Regions from separate parts of the Homo sapiens genome. Here regions 2, 3 and 4 are each linked to region 1. The links are chromatin contacts, found by Hi-C or POLR2A ChIA-PET in ENCODE. All regions are on one chromosome and are shown on one strand. Each heading gives the region's core, a stretch centred on a gene start or an enhancer-like site at or near the end of the contact. The rest is flanking DNA. Distances are from core to core; before and after follow the strand shown.

Region 1 (2,965 bases), core at 202-2,701:
TATAAAAATTAGCTTGACGTGGTGGCCCGCGCCTGTAGTCCAGCAACTCGAGAGGCTAAGGTGAGGCGGAGGTTGCAGTGAGCCGAGATCGCCACTGCACTCCAGCCTGGCGGCAGAGCAAGACTCCGTCTCAAAAAAAAAAAAAAAAAAAAAAAAAAAAAGACCTGACAAGTGAAAGCTACTAATATTGCCATTATCATTTAAAAAAACCCCAGACACAGGTTTTTCAGGGAGTTTCATCCAACCAGGCAGGTCTCAGAAATCAGAAAAGAAATGGAAAGGGTAGGAAATCTGGAGTTTGACAATTCTGAGTTTGAATTTCTTGTGATGGGATCTTGGGCAAGTCATTTAACCTCCCTGAGTATCATTTTTTTCTTTTATAAAATGAAGATTTTTCTCTCTTAACCTTCCAGAGCTGTTTTAAGGATTACAAATCTTCTACTGAAAGGCGTAGCACAGGAGCTGTGCTTGGCAAGTGCCAAATACAAGGCATTAATTATTATTATTAGAATTAATAATAATATCCCCTCCCTCTTACACATTCTTTGTCTCCGGGTGGATTAAAAGGTGGAAGGAGAGGCTACCAACACCATCAGAAGAGAGGCTTCTCTCTAAGTTTCATTTCCCATCTCCTCCAAATCCGCATCCCTCCCAAACGCCGGACCTGTAAGGCCAGCAGGGTCCAAGACACACATCCTTTGCCCAGCGGGGAAGATTAAAGCTAAAGCTCAGAGAGGGAAAACATTTCCTAAGCTCGCACAGCGAATCAGGACAGAAACCAGGACGAGCCTCGGAATCCCTCCATTACCTCCACTTTCACCTGAGCATCACAGCCCGCTCGGGACTCAGTTTCCCCACCTACGTGACCACACCACACTAATCAGGGTCTCCTTTTGGAGATCTGCTCTTCTTCTCGAATGGGGGCGCTGCACCATCGGTAGAACAGGGTAGGTGGGGGCGCCAGAGGTGAAGGGGACCTGCAGGCTGGGGTCTTCCCCGCCCGGGTCAGCGGGGTCCCTGCGGGGCTAGTCTAAGCGCCTATTATTACCAGCCCCCGGGGCGGCGTTGCACTGCGCAGGCGCGGGCGGGGCGCGGGCGCGCGCGCGAGCGAGCGAGGGATTCCCTCTGACGTCATTGCTAGGATACCAAACAAACACTCCGCCGCGCCGGCCGAGCTCCTTATATGGCTAATTGCGTCACAGGAACTCCGGGAAGGCGGGGCCGGGATCCCCTCCCGCCGAGTGGCCCGGAACGCAACCCCCGAGACCCCCAGGGCCCCGAGGGTCATGCAAGTGACCAGATCGAGTCTAGAACAGACCTCTTGCTGGACAGTGCGGGACTCGATTTGGCGGGGCCGGAGATTTGGGGAAGTTTGTCCAGCAAGGGGCGGGTGACGTAAGCAGGGGGGCGGGTCCCGGGCATATAAATACAGGCTGGCGGGTCTGTGCTTCATTCATAAGACTCAGAGCTACGGCCACGGCAGGGACACGCGGAACCAAGACTTGGAAACTTGATTGTTGTGGTTCTTCTTGGGGGTTATGAAATTTCATTAATCTTTTTTTTTCCGGGGAGAAAGTTTTTGGAAAGATTCTTCCAGATATTTCTTCATTTTCTTTTGGAGGACCGACTTACTTTTTTTGGTCTTCTTTATTACTCCCCTCCCCCCGTGGGACCCGCCGGACGCGTGGAGGAGACCGTAGCTGAAGCTGATTCTGTACAGCGGGACAGCGCTTTCTGCCCCTGGGGGAGCAACCCCTCCCTCGCCCCTGGGTCCTACGGAGCCTGCACTTTCAAGAGGTACAGCGGCATCCTGTGGGGGCCTGGGCACCGCAGGAAGACTGCACAGAAACTTTGCCATTGTTGGAACGGGACGTTGCTCCTTCCCCGAGCTTCCCCGGACAGCGTACTTTGAGGACTCGCTCAGCTCACCGGGGACTCCCACGGCTCACCCCGGACTTGCACCTTACTTCCCCAACCCGGCCATAGCCTTGGCTTCCCGGCGACCTCAGCGTGGTCACAGGGGCCCCCCTGTGCCCAGGGAAATGTTTCAGGCTTTCCCCGGAGACTACGACTCCGGCTCCCGGTGCAGCTCCTCACCCTCTGCCGAGTCTCAATATCTGTCTTCGGTGGACTCCTTCGGCAGTCCACCCACCGCCGCCGCCTCCCAGGTAAGTTTTTGATAGTAGGGGTGCTGCTTTGTAGGTTTTATTTTTTAAGTCAAGGGTGAAAAGAATAAACCCCAACCCCCACAAAAAGGCGCATCAGAACCCTAGATCTGAGATGGAAAAGGCTCACAGCGCACTTTGCAAACTGCAAAGAGTCGGGAGATGTTTGCAATTGGTTGCGTGCGTGGAGCGCAAGGAGGGAACGCGGCAGGGAGGGTAGGCTTTGGGGCGAGGTGGGGGTGGGGTGGGTAATGCGCTGCTCAATGCAACGTGTATGCGGTAGCGGGGCTGAGAACTTTGAGCCGGCCCCGGGACTGCCCCCTGCTCGGGTCCCAGACCTGAAGCTAGCGCAGTTAGGCAGGTGGGGGAAATCCCGGGGAAGCTTCCAGCAGTCTCTTTTCCTTTCCTCCTCCTTCGGAGCGCCCACTTCGGTGCCGGGTCGCCCTCCACCCATCGGGAAGAGGGGCCTCGAACCCTCAGCCGCGCTGCCTCCGCCTCCTGCGCGGAGACGTAACGGGGGACCCGTGCGTAACGGCTGACGCGCTGGAATCCTCCGTCTGACGCGGGGCACGCACGGCGCGCGGCGCCCCCTTCGTCCGCCCCGCCCCTGACGTCCCGGGAGCGTTCTATTTTGGAACGCCGGGGCCACGTTGCTAAGGGAGGGGGCAGCCCGGCGTTTCGATTGGCCGCCGGGGCGCACGCCTTGGCCAATCAGCTTTCCCTTCCTATTTGTAGGGTGCATTTTCCTTCCCCCCTCTCTGTCCCCGGAACCCGTGGTTCCTTGGCGGCTGGGTCTCTTT
Region 2 (2,926 bases), core at 48-2,547, 530 kb after region 1:
GGCGTGCAGTGGCACGATCTTGGCTCACTGCAACCTCCGCCTCCCGAGTTCAAGTGATTCTCCTGCCTCAGCCTCCTGAGTAGCTGGGATTACAGGCGTCCGCTACTGCGCCCAGCTAATTTTTTATATTTTTAGTAGAGACAGGGTTTCACCAGGTGGTTCAGGCTGGTCTCGAACTCCTGACCTCGTGATTCCCAAAGTGCTGGGATTACAGGTGTGAGCCACCGCGCCTGGCCAGAAGTTTTTCTAGATTTCCAAAAGACTTCAATAACATCACCAATACTGATTTGTGAAGCTGAAACTTGTTCTAAATTATAATGAATTTTTAAAAAGTTCCATCAACCACGCTAGAGGAAAGATAACTTACTTTTCTCTTTGTAGACAAGGATATTGTGAAACATGCAGCTGAAAAAGTAGGAAACATCACAGAGGTGTGTCAGGCAGAAAATTAATAAAAACATTACGTTATCCTTTGGGATTTTGCAATGTTTGTGGTATTTGGCTCTTTTAAATATGTAATTTGTTATTATTTCATATTCTAAGTAAACTTTCATGTCAGTTTTTTTTTTTCTTTAAACTTTATTTTCCTTTCTTAAAGAGGTCCCTCCTCCCCCATCCCCGCGCTCAATTCCTTTAGCTGGATCCTTCCAGTTCATGACTGATCGGTTTAAAATATGGGTCGTTCAAAAGCCGTGTGAACCCGGGCTAGTGGCTATACCTCTCTGAGACTGTTTTCTTAGTGGTAAAATGGAAATCATAATAACTTTGCAGGGCTGTTATAAAGTTTAAATAAGCCAAGTCCTGCAAAATGCTTAGTGCAGGTTTGGAATGCACCAAGCGATGACAAATCTCAACCTGTCTTTATGCTGAGACCACTCCCCAGTTTCCGGAGCCGCGGCCACTATCTCCCCATGCGCATGCACACCCGGCTCTCCCTTCCAGGCCCTCCCCACCACGTGGGCGCGGCCTACCCTCCCGCAGGGGGTAATAGGTGGAGTCAAGGGGCTACTTCCGGGATTCTTTCCCTTCCACTCTGGGGAACAACCTTTTTGTATGACTGGCAGCATTATTAGCCAGTAGTGATTAGAGAAGAGCCCGACGTTAGGTGCCTCCCCCAACCCATTTGGGACAGCCTCTTCTTAGTTAGCCAATTGGAAGTTTTGGAGGGCGGGTTCTCCTCTGGGGGAGGGACAGAGTGATGGGCGTCTCTTTTGGCTAATGGAAACTTGGCTGCTGGTAAGCTGTGACCAATCAGAAGCGAGAACGCCGGATCCTGGGGCGGGGCTGGAGCTTCGTCAGTTGAACCGCTCGCGAGGAGGGTTGCTAGTGGAGAAGGTGAGAGGCCGCGGGAGTGGCGGTTGCGCGGGCCGTGGTGGAGGTCTTAGGTGGAGGGGAAGGGGCTTCTCTCGGGGGAGAGTGGGCTGCGGTGGGCAGCTGACCTGGCCTTGTAGGAATCGGGAGGGAGGGTGCCCTTTAACAAGGGTAGGCGCTTGATTGAGGGGTTGTGAGGCTGAGCGCAGCATGTGAGTTGGGGGTGATCTGTATATCGCAGGAGGGTCTTCAATGGGGAAAGTTGTAAAGCAGGAGACAGCAGATGGTAAAATATAGAGACGTCCTTGGAATGCAGCGTGGCGATTTAGTAGGAGGTTTTAAGGCAGAGGGTTATTACAGCGCACTATGCTTTACAAGCTTTGATTTGGGTGAAAGTCGTGGGAAGAAGCAATATTGAGGAAGGGAGGGAAGGAGACCTCCAGGGATGAGCATGTACTTTAAAGAGATGTGAAGCCCTATTATGCCTGTGGCGTTTGCTATGTGCTGTGCACCTGCCAAGTGTTTTAGGTGAATTAACTCTTAAACTTACTCTACTGATGGTTAAGAATGTGGGCTCTGGCGTCGGGTTGAATCCCGAATTTGAATCCTGGCTCTGCCACTGATCATTACTGTGGCTTTGGGCCAGTTGTTTAACCCTTCTGTGCCTCAGCTTCATCATCAGTAGAATGACATCATCTCTGTCTATACCATTGGCTAGCTTCACCCTCTTTATCTAATGAGAACTCCCACGTGTGTATTTCCAGCCTGGATCTCTGCCCTGAACTCCAGACTCATATCATGGCCGACTCTTCTCTCTTTGGAAGTTCATCTGACATTCAGACATAAACTTGTCCCAAACCAATCTTGCGATTTCTTCCTTTCAACCTCCAAACCCAGTTGATGGGACATTCATCCTGCCAGGTACTAAGATCAAGAAGCTTGGAGTGTTCTTTTTTTTTTTTTTTTGAGACAGAGTTTCGCTCTTGTAGCCCAGGCTGGAGTGCAATGGCGCGATCTTGGCTCACTGAAACCTCCACTTCCCAGATTCAAGGGAATTACAGGCGCCCGCCACCACACCCAGCTAATTGTTTGTATTTTTAGTAGAGAAGGGGTTTCACTATGTTGGCCAGGTTGGTCTTGAACTCGTGACCTCAGGTGATCCACCCGCCTCAGCCTCCCAAAGTGTTGGGATTACAGGCGTGAGCCACCGTGCCTGGCTAGCTTGGAGTCTTCTTCACTTCTCCCTTTTGTCTTACTTATATATGGTCTAGCAGATCGCATTAGCTCTGTCTTCAAAACACATCCAGAATCCAACCATGCCTCACCAGCTCCTTTGCTACCACTCTGGCCTCAGTTTGTCTCCTGCTCTTACCTGGTTTGTTGCAGTGGCCTTCCAGGTGGGCTCTCTGCCTCTCACTGTTAGGGGGATACTAGTAGAACAGAAGTCAGGTCAGGTTGTTTCTCCTTTCAAACCCTCTCCTGGCTCCCACATTACACTGCAAAAGTCTTCACCATATCCACGAGGCCCCAACCTATTGGGTTCCTCCTCCTCCCTCCCCTCAACTCCCATCACTTCTCTCATTCCCCTGGCTCACTCTGCTGCAGCCACCCTGGC
Region 3 (3,312 bases), core at 59-2,558, 830 kb after region 1:
CTCTTTCCTAATGGTTTCAGCAAATGTCTCAGGGTTGATTCTCATTGGGCTAAATTAGGTAACATGCCTTCCCTGAACCAATCACTGTGGCCAGGGAAGCAGACTCAACTGATTAGCCAGGTTTGGATCCTATGTCCATCCCTGGAGCTGGTGAAGGCAGAGCAGTGGCCAAGCCCTATTCAAATTAAATAGATGAAGAGGACAGAGAAGTGGTTTCCCAAAAGAAAACAGAGTGGGGAACTGGCGTGAGCCGGGGAGCCGTGTGGATTCCTGGAGGAAGAGTGTGCTAAGCTGTGGGAACAGCAAGTGCAAAGGCCCTAAGGTGAGCAACTTGCCTGGCAAGTTCAAGGTTCAACAAGGCCACTTCTGCTGTAGTATCCTCTTCCCTGCCAACCAAATCCAGAATAGTGGTCCAACACACACACACACACACACACACACACACACTCTGTTCCTTATCCAACTGTAATGCTTTCACCCTTGCTTGGTACCTTTGTACTTCTCCCTTCATAGTCGACTAGTTAAAAAAAAATACATTTCTCGGCTCTTTTTTGAAGTAGGTGTGATTGAGTTAAAACATATTTACTTGACATAAGCTTAATTATTCATCAATGGGAACCTGAAAAGGGAGTCAGAGAGGCCAAGAGGTTAGGGTGGAGTAGAGGGGGTAGGGAAGGTAAGCTGGGGTGCAGAGGGTGCAGACTGGAGGAATGGGGGCGAAGTGGGGTATGGGACTGGGGTGGCAGGGAGGGGCTGGGGAGAGAGAGAGAAGGGTAGGTGCCAGAGGGCCAAGGATTGTGGAACTGGGGTGGGGTTGGGAGTTGGGGGGTGGGGAGGAGATGTGGGGTACTCTGTGAATACCTTAGAAGGGATAGAGAAGGCAGGGCTAGGGGTTTGGAAGGGGTGGGATTGGAGGTCAGAGGGGCTCAACTGGGGTTAGGAAATGGAAAGGTGAGAAGAGGTGGGGGTTAGAGGCTGGGGACTGGGGTCCAGAGAGCAGAGTGAACTGAGTGGGTTCAGAAGAGTACTGGCGTTGGCACTTCAGAGGCTGGACTAGAGAAGGCGCGTTCAGCCGACGGTGCGGGATACACTGCCGAGGAAGTCCGCGGCGAGGGGCGTGGTTGGGGGGTGTGTATTACACGGTATCCCCCCCTTGCCTTTCCAAGTCTTTCCCTCTGGTTCCGCCTCCTTTTCAGGAGTGACATACCGTTGCCCAATCAGAGCCTCAGGCCTGGCGTGGCACAGCCAACCGCGCGGCGTGGGGAGGAGCTGGGGAGGGGGCTCGCAAGGCCGGGGAGGGGGCTAGGGGCCTCCGAGGGCTCCGGAGCGGCGACTGGCGAGCCATGGCGCTGGGGCTGCAGCGCGCAAGGTACTGAAGTTCGGGGGCAGGAGTTCTGGGAATTGGGGGGCTCTCCTCCTGGAGACCCCTGAGCTGGATTGTTGGGGGGGGTGGGGTTCGCGGGTGCGAGCCAAGAACGCCCCGGGGCGCGCAGTTGGAGGCACATCCCCACCGCACTCTCCACCCTTAGGGACTGCAGGGGTGGGGGATTCCCTACGTCTCTGGCTGCCCCGCCCCTCTGGCCAAGAGCGGCTTCGGGGTTCCCGATTTCTCGCTACCCAAGGCTCATTTACCCTCCTGGTTGGGGGTGGAACTTGGGATTCCTGATAAATTAGGGGTGATTGCATTTGAGCAGTCCCCAGGCTTCTGCGGGAGATATTCGCCCTCCACATATTGATCCCTCTGGCCTCTGAACCCCCCAAAATTGAGGGTATTCTTTGCCACCAGGTGCCTGGGATCCTAGGTGATATGGGATACCCCTAAATGGAGCCTTCCCACATATAGGGAGTCCCTTGGAATGGCATTCAGCTCCTGAGTTCAAGAGAGGAGAGATCTCCTCTAATAGTATGCTTCCTGACACAGTCTCCTAAACATTGGGTTTCCCTAGAAATGGGCAGAGGGGAGCCCCTTTCAGAAGCCGTCTGGGACCCTTCCCAAGAGACTTTTTGTATCCTTTCAAAAGCCAGAGTCACCCCCTTAAATAACAGGGAAACAAGCTGGACCCACTTCCCAAAGTCCAGCCCCTCATCTCACCCCTGCACCCCCATCCTGAGAGACAGGGGAGCCTCATCCAAGCTTTATTTTGGGGAGACTCCATGGCAGGGTGCTGTGAGCCTGCAGGCTGTGATGGGAACGCCCCCTGCCGCAGTACTCAGATGGGGTCATCCCGGGCAGAGGGTGGGTTTCTGGGTTCACTTGCCCAGCAGGTGCAGCTCTGCTGGAACACAGGGGAACCTGTGCCCTGGGGCCGCTGCCGGGGGGTTTTATCTGGCCATGTTCCCATGGGACCCTGGAAAATGTTCTAGGTCCTCAGCTTTCCCTGTCCAATGTGAGGCACCCAGTAAGCCTCACCCCCTTCCCTCCTCCCTGGCTTCTCAGGCCTGATTGGATCCATGCACACCCCATGTTTCTAACCGCCCCCATCCTCTCCCCTGTCCCCTACTCTATTCCAGGCCCTGGCTCTGGGCCTAACAAGGAACTCTATCCCACCCCTTTTGGGCCAGCTGTCGTTCCGCCCCTCTCAGCGCCCCCTCCTGGCTGGGTGGGGGCCCCTCTTGGCTGAGCTCGGGTGCCCCCCCTCCCCACCCAAGGCCGGCCCTTTCCTGTGGAGTCATCTCACCGCCGTGCGCACCCACTCGTAACTCGCACCCGGGTCCTGGCTGCACCGCATCCCCTCCTGCACCCCCTGGATGGCCCTTCAGCCAACGGGGGCCTGGGCGATGGTGAGTGGGCCCCCAACACCTCCTTTCCCCCTTCCCTTCCTCTAGCTGGGGCTGGCTGCCATCCCACTGTGGCCAAGGATGCTCTTGGGAAGTCCCTGGTGGGTACGGCTTGCAGCCCAGAGTGCCCAGTGAGGTAGTATTCCCGGAGAAGATAGGATTTTGGGGACCAGCACCCTACCAGATTACCATGTCCTTGAGAACAGGCAGAGTCGGGGGGCAGAGAGACTCCCCCAGACCCCCATGCCAAGTCCCTTTGCAAACCCAAACCCTGCCTCTGGTCTCTCAGGACACCTCTCTGCAATGCCAAAAGGCATCCTTGCCCAGCTACAACCTAAACCCCCACCCACCAAATCCTCTGTGCTTTTCGTAAGACGCCCCCCCCCAATACCCAGCTGGGTGTCAGAATAGAAAAGCCCAGAAGTAGCCCTGAATGTGGGCAGGGACTGCCTGCTTTTATTATGCCTTCCTCATGGGTGGCAAATTCTTCAGGGCAGGGAAGAGGTGAACTTCTCTCCTTCCTGGTTGGAGGGG
Region 4 (3,035 bases), core at 131-2,630, 720 kb before region 1:
AGGCAAGTTTCGAAGACAGAAGGAGACCGGGGGAGAGAACCAGAGAGACGCCGCGTGCCCCCTGGGCAAGTCCGGGGTGCAGCCCCCATGCCCCGCCCCCTGTGTCCCCAAAGCCTCCCTCTCCGCCTCCTGTGACTCAGTGACCCGGACTCAACCCCAGCGGCTGCCCCGCCCCCAGGGAAATCCGGGAAAGCCCCGGACCTTCGGGGCCCCACCCCGGGGCGGGGAGAGGGAGAGGAGGGGAGGAGACGGGGAAGAGTCCCGCCTCCCTCCTCCCTCCCTCCCATCTCCAGCCTGAGTCATGCCCCCAACCCGCCTAGCCTGTTCCCCACCCATCAACCCCTCCTCGAGGTGGGAGGGGAAGTCGGGGGGAAGCCAAACTGCTCCCCGCTCCTGCAGCACCGGCCTCGGTCGCGCTGACTCTGGCCTGGTGTCCGTGTCTCTTGCTATCTCTCTTTCTCTCAAGATCTCTGCGCCTGTCTCCATGTCTCTTTCTCTCTGTGCACCTAGGATTTTCCGAGCACCCACCCCGGTGCCCCGCGGGCCCCGGCTGGGGGCAGGGCCCCCAACGAGTGCAGAGACACAATCAGTGGAGCGCTCCCCACCCTCACCCCACCCCCAGCCCCTTTAGACCCACAGCTGATGAGGCACGTGGAGTGGCAGAGATGGAAGAGGGGAGGGAGAGGAATCGTTCCTGGCCGCCTGCCGAGTGCCAGTCCCTGCCCCGGGTGCGTCTCTTCACTCCCACTAAGGAGGAAACGGCTCAGAGAGGGGAAGTGTTTGGCCAAGGTCACCCAGCGAGTAAGTGGGAACCGAGATTCCAAACCCCGTCCCAGAGATGCCAAGGCCTCCTGAGAGACAGAGAAGCAGACAGCAACTGAGAGGCAGAGAGATGGTGACAGACACAAAGAGACAAAAGAGAGAGACAGAGACGGAACAGAGCACACAGAGACAAACGCGGGGTTGCGGAGAGAAACACCTACTCAGACAGGAGAACCAGAGAGACAGTTACAGACTCAGAGATAGAGATGTTGAGAGATAGGGCCAGAAAGACAAAAACAGAGGCAGAGAGAGCGGCCCTTGGCAGCAGGGGTGGGGACACCCCCCCACCCCCCGACCCCGCCTCCTCTCCCCCCACCCCTCCTTTCCTCTCCCTCCCCCGCCGAGGCCTGGCTGCCCCAGGCGCCGCGGGCCGGGAGGGGGCAAGCGGGGCGCGGCGCGGGCGGGGCGCAGGGCAGGCTGCACCTCAGAGCGGCGGGAGCAGCGGCGGGTCCAGGAAACCCCTGGGGCGTACGGGTGGCCCCGGGGGGGCCGGGGGCGGGGAGGCGGGCGGCCGGCACCGCCCCGGCCGACAAAAGTCCCTTCAGTTCAGCCGGCTGCAGGGGAAGTCCCGGCGCCCGGCGAAACCACCCTCCCGTGCAGCCGAGCCCAGCCGCTCTCCGGCCGCCGTCCCCGGCGGCCCCATGCCCCGATGCCCCGCGGGGGCCATGGACGAGGGGCCCGTGGACCTGCGCACCCGGCCCAAGGCCGCCGGACTCCCGGGCGCCGCGCTGCCGCTCCGCAAGCGCCCGCTGCGCGCGCCCTCCCCGGAGCCCGCCGCTCCCCGCGGCGCTGCGGGCCTTGTCGTCCCCCTGGACCCTCTGCGCGGCGGCTGCGACCTGCCGGCGGTCCCCGGGCCCCCCCACGGCCTGGCCCGGCCGGAGGCGCTTTACTACCCCGGTGAGTGGCCCCCGAGGGTCCGGGCCGGGTGGGATCCACACAGAGCATAGGGTCACCAGAGCCAGGAGGCAGAGCTTGAGGCACAAACCGGTGTCTCTCCAGGGACCTGGGGGACAAGAGGATATAAGCCCAGGTTCCAAGGATATAGATATGAGATCATCGGGGAGCCAGTAAGCTGTGCCTTGGGATCTGGGGATTTGGGGACCCTGGGGGGCAAAGCCCAGGGGCTGAGTGACGTGGGGGGGGGGGGGCCAGGGACAATGCCCAGTGGTACAAATATGGGGGTGTCAGGGAATCAGGGCACAGAGCCTGGTATCCTAGGGGCAAGAAAGTACAAGCTCTTAAGCCAGATGTGTAGCGTTATGAGGAAGCTGAGCTGGGCTGGAGAAACTGGGGTTCCCTGTATCCTGATATTATTAGAATCAAAGGGAGTCAGGGTAACAGAGACTGGGGTTCTAAGGAGACAGATACTGAGGATCTCAGGATGTCACAATCTCAGGAACCAAGATATCTGGAGACATGGGCATTATGAAAACAGAGATGGGGTTCTGAGCACCCCAATATCTGGGATCACAAGGATCCAAGGAAATGAACCAGAGCTCCAGGGACCCAGATACCAGGGGGTCTTGAGGACCCAGGAGAACAGAGACCCGGGTTTCTGGGTACTCAGTTATGTGGGGCCACAAGTGATCAGGGTCCTATTTGAGGTCAAGATCAGGTGGGCAGAAGGGATCAGGGGACTGAGGATCCTAAGATTGGGTAATTCTGAGACTTTGGGTAATTTAGAGGCAGGATGAAAATTTCAGGGGTCTCCAGACAGAAAGCCTCAAGGCCTCAAGGCCTGGTATTGGAGATACGAGGACCTGGAAACTTGGGAGTTCAAGAACAGAGGGCCCACAAGGATCAGCAGATGACGAAGACCACACACTCTTCTCTCCATCCTATCTCCATCCCTGATCTCAAGAAGGGGTGTCCTCTACCACAGCTGTGGCCACGTCACCATCCCCAATTGACCCCCAAAGCTGCAGAGAGCCGTTCTACAGAGCCCCAAAACTTTAGGTAGTTTCTGCACCCTCCACCCCATCAGCGTGACAGCTGGAGAGCCTCAAGCTATGTGCATCAGGAGTTCTGCCACGGCCTCCCAGCTTTCCTATTCCAAGAGTGAGAAAGCAGGCCTCAGTTTTCCCCGTCTGTGTGATGGGTTGGTATGGATTTGCCTGCTGCCATGGTCCCCTCGCCTTTGTTTGTTTTTGTTTTTGTTTTTTGAGACAGAGTTTTGTTTTGCTCTGTCGCCCAGGCTGGAGTGCATTGGCGTG

What was found. Hi-C counts contacts between places; a loop is a spot of excess contacts on that map. ChIA-PET counts read pairs that join two places held with the same protein, here RNA polymerase II (POLR2A). Pooled maps may share reads with other maps.
Region 2: a loop to region 1 is called in a pooled map, with 7 times the contacts of the local background. The contact joins the promoter of CCDC61 here to the promoter of FOSB in region 1. A Hi-C loop is called at or near these places in 6 of 50 pooled maps. POLR2A ChIA-PET finds 5 or more read pairs at or near these places in 2 of 52 experiments (H1 and activated CD4-positive, alpha-beta T cell).
Region 3: POLR2A ChIA-PET joins it to region 1 with 12 read pairs in A673. The contact joins the promoter of HIF3A here to the promoter of FOSB in region 1. POLR2A ChIA-PET finds 5 or more read pairs at or near these places in 2 of 52 experiments (A673 and activated CD4-positive, alpha-beta T cell).
Region 4: a loop to region 1 is called in a pooled map, with 11 times the contacts of the local background. The contact joins the promoter of BCL3 here to the promoter of FOSB in region 1. A Hi-C loop is called at or near these places in 1 of 168 maps with a recorded cell type or tissue (naive thymus-derived CD4-positive, alpha-beta T cell), 2 of 37 single-sample maps with no recorded cell type and 10 of 50 pooled maps.

What each region holds. Positions count from the first base shown.
Region 1 is chr19:45,466,545-45,469,509 of GRCh38, forward strand. It overlaps FOSB (FosB proto-oncogene, AP-1 transcription factor subunit), which reads left to right and starts at 1,452. Exons shown (of 4, transcript NM_006732.3): 1 at 1,452-2,168. The coding sequence starts at 2,043. RefSeq lists a silencer at 1,089-1,368 and an enhancer at 1,553-2,454.
Region 2 is chr19:45,994,170-45,997,095 of GRCh38, forward strand. CCDC61 (coiled-coil domain containing 61) reads left to right here and starts at 1,298. Exons shown (of 14, transcript NM_001267723.2): 1 at 1,298-1,335. RefSeq lists enhancers at 656-845, 1,236-1,415.
Region 3 is chr19:46,295,734-46,299,045 of GRCh38, forward strand. It overlaps HIF3A (hypoxia inducible factor 3 subunit alpha), which reads left to right and starts at 1,309. Exons shown (of 15, transcript NM_152795.4): 1 at 1,309-1,369. The coding sequence starts at 1,344.
Region 4 is chr19:44,747,328-44,750,362 of GRCh38, forward strand. BCL3 (BCL3 transcription coactivator) reads left to right here and starts at 1,381. Exons shown (of 9, transcript NM_005178.5): 1 at 1,381-1,719. The coding sequence starts at 1,464. RefSeq lists silencers at 1-429, 490-619, 1,030-1,619.